2 separate regions of the Homo sapiens genome follow, and region 2 is linked to region 1. The links are chromatin loops, found by intact Hi-C in ENCODE. Cell type or tissue: A673. All regions are shown on one strand. Each heading gives the region's core, and the rest is flanking DNA. Links, peaks and the distances in the headings are about the cores only. Region 1 has its middle 99 kb from the start of CTTNBP2. Region 2 overlaps LOC105375470 (a long non-coding RNA gene).

Region 1 (2,920 bases), core at 142-2,641:
CATCCTTACTACATTGCCCCAGGATCAGATCATGGCCTTGTTTCTCCTCCAACAAAACCCAAAAATACTATCATAATTCTTTTCATTATAACAATACATGGAAAGTATTTTGAGTAAATGGAATCATTAGGGTGAGGCAGCTGCAAGTTTATACCCTTTGAGCACATGCACAATATGTGAAGAAACAAGAGCAGCAGAACAGCCAGAACTTTGGCCGACAATCAATGGAGACCAAAATCAGATCCTGTACAGACATAAAGACTGCCAGTTCTCAGCAACTGAAATCTCTTTTAATAAATCGAGTCCACTTGTATCGACCAGCATTATTAAAAGAGAAAGCTCAATGGGGACTATAGGATCAGGATGACGACTAAAGAATCTTTTAGCCACTTCCGGCTAAGAGTTCCCTGTGGGATTGATTATTTTGTAGCTTTATCTGTACATTTTGTAATTGTTTGTACATATGCTTATATTTAAGCTAAACATTTAGAAAACACTTTATAGTTAATCAATCTTCCTATATTTGTCAAGCCCAGAGTTGAAAACTTCCCCATAAGGTACCATTAAGAAAATGTACCTGACACATGGACATCAAGATGAGAATGACAGACACTGGGGACTACTAGAGTAGGGAGAGAGGGAGGGGCAAAAGTGGAGAGATGACTTACTGGGTACCACTCCCAATAGGGTCATTCATACCCCAAACCTCAGCATCACACAATATACCCAGGTAGCAAACCTGCACATGTACCTACCCCTGAATTTAAAATGAAACCTGAAGTCTAAACATTTTAAAAAATAATTTTCGTTTGAGACAGAGATTTGCTCATGTTGCCCAGGCCAGGGTGCAATTATGCGATCTCAGCTCACTGCAACCTCCACCTCCCGGGTCTGGGTTCAAGTGATTCTCCTGCCTCAGCCTCCCGAATAGCTGGGATTACAGGTGCCCGCCACCACACCTGGCAAATTTTTTATAATTTTAGTAGAGACGGGGTTTCACCATGTTGGCCAGGCTGGTCTTGAACTCCTGACCTCAGGTGATCCACCTGCCTCAACCTCCCAAAGTGCTGGGAATAGAGGCGTGAGACACCATGCCACAAAAAAAAAAAAAAAAAAAGATAAATTTTTTAAAAAGAAAATGTACCTGGGCTTCTATTTTCAACAGTAGGATGGATTAGAGATCTTGAAATCCTGCCAGTACAAAACACTGAAATGCTGTTTAAAATATTTTCTAAACATCCTTTAAAAGTCATGTGTGAATTTCCAAGAAAGTAAGAAAACACCTCTGAGGCAGGAATGTGAAGCAAAGGCATACAAGGGAAGTAAGGGAGCACTGAGTCCACGCAGCCCTCGGGAGGAGGACGGCTGCCTCTTGGGATTAGTAGTTAGGCACAGGGCCCAGAGGCGAGGGGGTTCATGGTGGAGGTCTACCCTTTACAGCAGAGACTCAGGAAGGACTCTGTCCTCCAGGAAAGGGTGAGTTAGGAAGCAGAAACCACAAACAAAATCAGCCCTTTGAAACTTGTCTGCCTTGGCAACTTGTCTGCCTTGGCTTTGGAGAAAGGGAAAACATCTCCCTTGAGAATTCATAGCTAAGGGCCAGAACGTAGAGCGCTTGGGGCCTGATATTGCACTATGTGTCTTCTACAATCTGAAGTCATTAGTTGTAACAAAGTATACCAGAGTTTGCAGGGCCTCCACGTGCCCAGTAGATATAAAGGCAAATCCTTTCTGGGAGAATGCCTCCTAGATCCAGACCTCAAAATATTCCCATATGTAAATTACAATGAATTAAAGTCATAATTAAAAAATTCCAAACCATACCAGGTAATAGCACCATACTAAGAATCAGAAAAAAAAATAAAGAACAAACATCAGAACTAGACATTTATGGAAGCTAATACACAAAGCACATAAAATACGCATGTTTAATATGCTTAAGACATATAACAGAGAATTTAAACCATGAGTAATAAGCAAAAGATTTTTTTTAGGAAACAGCCGTTTTTAAAAAAAAGTCAAATAGAACTTTTTGAAATGAAAAATAAAATCATAGAAATTTTAAAACTTGGACAATTAAGCAGCAAATCAGACTTAGTAGAAAATGAAAAACGGCCAGGCGCTCGGTGGCTCACGCCTGTAATCCCAGCACTTTCGGAGGCCGACGCAGGCGAATCACGTGAGGTCAGGACTTCGACACCAGCCCGGCCAACATGGTAAAACCCCATCTCTACCAAAAATACAAAAATTAGCCTCATGTGATGGTGCACACGTGTAATCCAGCTACTTAGGAGGCTGAGGCAGGAGAACCACTTGAACCTGGAAGGCAGAGGTTGCAGAGAGCCGAGATTGAACAATTGCATGCCAGCCTGGGTGAGAGAGAGAGACCTTGGCAGAAAGAAGAAAGAGAGAAAGAGAGAAGGGAGGGAGGAAGGAAGGAAGGAAGGAAGGAAGGAAGGAAGGAAGGAAGGAAGGAAGGAAGGAAGGAAGGAAGGGAGAAAGAATGTGAATTACAAATTGGAAAATAGATTCCAAAAATTTTTCCAGAATGCAGCACAGACAGAAAAAGAGATAAAAGCTATGAAGGAGAACTTGAGACACAGAGAATACATGCCTAAAATATGTCCCATCGGAGATCCAGAAGGAGAGAATTAAAAGAAAGGGGAAGAGATGTTATTTTAAAAGATAATTACTGAGCCCTTTCCAGAATTGAAAATACATCTATCTTTAGATTGAGTAAACCTAACGAATTCAAAACAGAATAAATTTTTTAAATTCAATATTAAAACATTGCAGTGAAATCCAAAGAGAAAATAAAAGATCCTAAAAGCAGCCAGAGAGAAAAGATAGGCTAGCTAAAAATAAACTATATTTAGTCTAATGGTTGCTTTCTCAAGAGCAAAAATGAAAGGCAGAAAAC
Region 2 (2,920 bases), core at 172-2,671, 180 kb before region 1:
GGCATTAAATTATGGTGCAGCCTCTGGGCTAATAGTTACTCTCTCAACAGTGGAGAGTTCTACATAATTTGCCATAATTAGATACATTACCTTAGAGAAAGTGCTAAACCCTTCAAAATCCCAGTTGCTTAATCTATGCAATGAGGAACTGATCTAAATTTCCTAAACTTCTTTAGACATGTTAAGGATCTGACATTGAAAAAGTGAGGTTATGCCACTGGTAAGTTTGCAGTATTAAAAATAAATATTCATCTTTCAAATCAATGTATCAGGAGCTAATATTAGGAAGAAAGAGAACTATCTGAGTGTTTATGCATCTGCTGCATTTGACTTCAAACTGTGTTAATGATCTCAACAAAATAGGTAAGTGAAAGAACAATTCAGCATATTTTAGAGACATTTGGTTATGCCTTCCTGCTAAAGCAAATACATTTTGTAACTCATAAATATGAATTAATTTATGACCTCTCAAACGCTAAATAGTAAAGTTGAAATTGAATTGCCAACCTTATCTCGCACCTTCCTTCTATTCTGTTGGACCCCTATCCAACTGATGTATCAGTTCAGTCAATGCTGTAACCACACTAATAGCCTGCTGCACAAAACTGCCTATTTCAATCCAAATAGTGGAACAACTTTGGGCTGAATCCAACAATGAATCCTGCTCTCTGGGGAGCTTTTCTTTAGGTCTTCTTATTTCTCTGAGTTCTGTGTCTTGGCAGGTGTTTTGTTGAATGGTTTAGATTCTTCAGGGAGAGAGGTAACTGAGGGAAAAAGCAGGAAAGGCTGAGCTTGATTAGGAAAGGATATTGTATAAAATCAAAGGGGGATAATTTAGACATTACATCGGTATATATTCACTCATTTGCAAAAAAAAAAAAAATTATATATGGGAGGTAAAAGCCTGATACAGGTGAATTAATTTCACTAAGCAAAGAGTCAAAAATTGGAATATTTCAGCAGTTGAAAAATATATTTGCACATATATGAAAGGAGTTCTGAAGTTTCTTTATCTTATGACAGTGAATGTAATTTTGCATTTTTGTATTTGAGAAATACGGCTTGTTAGCTTATTTCATCCTAGATATTGTACCTGTAGTTTGGGTAATTAGCCACTAGATGGCAGGGCCGTGATGTGAATAAAGGTTACAAAACAATACATGGGTATTCTGTACTCTTAGATAATTTAAAAAGCCAACACGTGGAATTCCTCCCAACACAGTTTAAAAGTAGAAGATGAGCACATATTATGTATTAGGATATTTGCAAGCACTGGAGATGCAAATTACATGATCTCTGTCACCAAAGAGATGCTAGTTTTATAGCCAAAAATATGTATGCTATATTTGTGTTTCTTAAAGCACTATAATTAAATGTGATAAATGTTATTATAGATTTATTTATTTCAAAGTATAATGGGAACATAGGGACTGTTATAATGAATTTAGACTGCAACTTATCTTTAATTGTGGATAAAGTGGCAATATAAAATTACAGAAACATTTTCAAAAAACTAAAATTAACTCTAATTTTTTACTTCATATCCAGTGTTTCTCAATCGGGAAAGAATTTGCCTCCCAGAGGACATTTGGCAATGTCTGGAGCTACTTCTGTTTGTCACAATTAGGGTAAGGGTGCCACTGGCATCTAGTAGGGGGAGGTCTGGGATGCTGCTAAACAGCCTACAATGCACAAGACATGCTTCCACTATTAAAAAAAAATTATCTGGCCCAAAATGTCATAGTGCCAGGATATTATAAATATAGGCAAAGGTGTTCAGAGGTTTAAAACTGAACAAGAGGACATCAGTAAAAGTTCAGTGTTGCAGAATGGGTTAAGATTGGAACATGAAAACAAAAGTTTTTGTCCCAAGATCAGGAGCAGATGAGGTCTAGTGGTTGGAAAGCAAGACTGGAAATGACACCTTGGACTAAGGATATTTGGGCAAGCCCACATAACAGCATTTGAATATGCAACAGTTAGAGCTGGGACAATGAAAGCTTGATTTTGGTCTTGGCAAATAAGGGCTAGAGAGTGTGGAGCTGTGGCCAGAGTCAATTCTGTGGGGACAAGTAGAAAAGGGTTTGGATCTTAGCTTGTGCCTATACTAGCTGAGCAACTCATTTTACCTTGTAGGGTTTCCTTCCTTTAAGGTGGGAAAACTTGTTAAAAGGATTAGAAATGTATGTTAAATACCCAGGACATAAATGCTCAGTAAATGATATTGAACATTATTGAGATACTGTTGAAGCTCTAATTATACCTCTCTTTCCATGATTGTCTTTGCCCCCTTTTGGAAAATTAGTCAGGGTACAACTATATTGCATAACATGGAAAATAGAAAAACATATGAACTGTGGGATGGGAAAGGAAAAGTGAACGACAACAGACAAAACATTTGCAAGACATCCTTAGGCAAAATATTGAAAGCTGAGTCAGAATCACCAAGATCTCTGAACAACATTCCTCTGTTAGGAAGAGAAAGCAGATATTTCCATGAGAATGTGAGGGGGATGAGGAGAGTGGAGTATGCTGCTGTGATCAATTATCCAAACACAACCTGGTTAAATCCAACTCTCTGTGGCTCCTGCATCCACACAGCTGCATGTTATGCAGCACACAATGAGGCTGACTGCTTCCACTTGCACTCATGACCACTGTCCTCCAATGTCCTTAGTACTGTGCTGCAATGATGTTATATATCCCCAATCCATGCTCTCCTAGTTGATACTTCGTACTTTTTCAACCTCTTTGCAAACCTCCAACACCTCTTTTACCATAATCACTGTTAGCTAATGACCTTGATACCTATTTGACTGTCAGAATGGAAGTCTTTAGGAAGAACTTCCATAAACTCTCCCACCTCATCTACTTAACTCCTACATCTGTGTCCATTCACTCTACCTTCTTTCCTGCTATG

The links. Peaks named below come from ENCODE experiments on the same cell type or tissue, not always from the same donor. Only the 100,000 strongest peaks of a DNase experiment are listed, where the experiment ranks them.
Region 2: it touches region 1 in a loop (5-fold over the local background); 1 of 110 quality-filtered maps calls a loop at or near these places.

Annotation. Positions count from the first base shown.
Region 1 is chr7:117,971,463-117,974,382 of GRCh38, reverse strand. No RefSeq gene overlaps it. Among named protein-coding and RNA genes, the nearest start is that of CTTNBP2, 99 kb to the right of the region's middle. In A673, for the core only: no CTCF peak of the experiment used is centred there; DNase peaks (open chromatin) are centred at 1,532 and 2,352; H3K27ac peaks cover 2,476 bases.
Region 2 is chr7:118,151,948-118,154,867 of GRCh38, reverse strand. It overlaps LOC105375470 (a long non-coding RNA gene), which reads left to right. Exons shown (of 4, transcript XR_927904.3): 4 at 1,549-2,920. Among named protein-coding and RNA genes, the nearest start is that of LSM8, 31 kb to the left of the region's middle. In A673, for the core only: a CTCF peak has its summit at 1,117 (motif pointing right); a DNase peak (open chromatin) is centred at 1,147.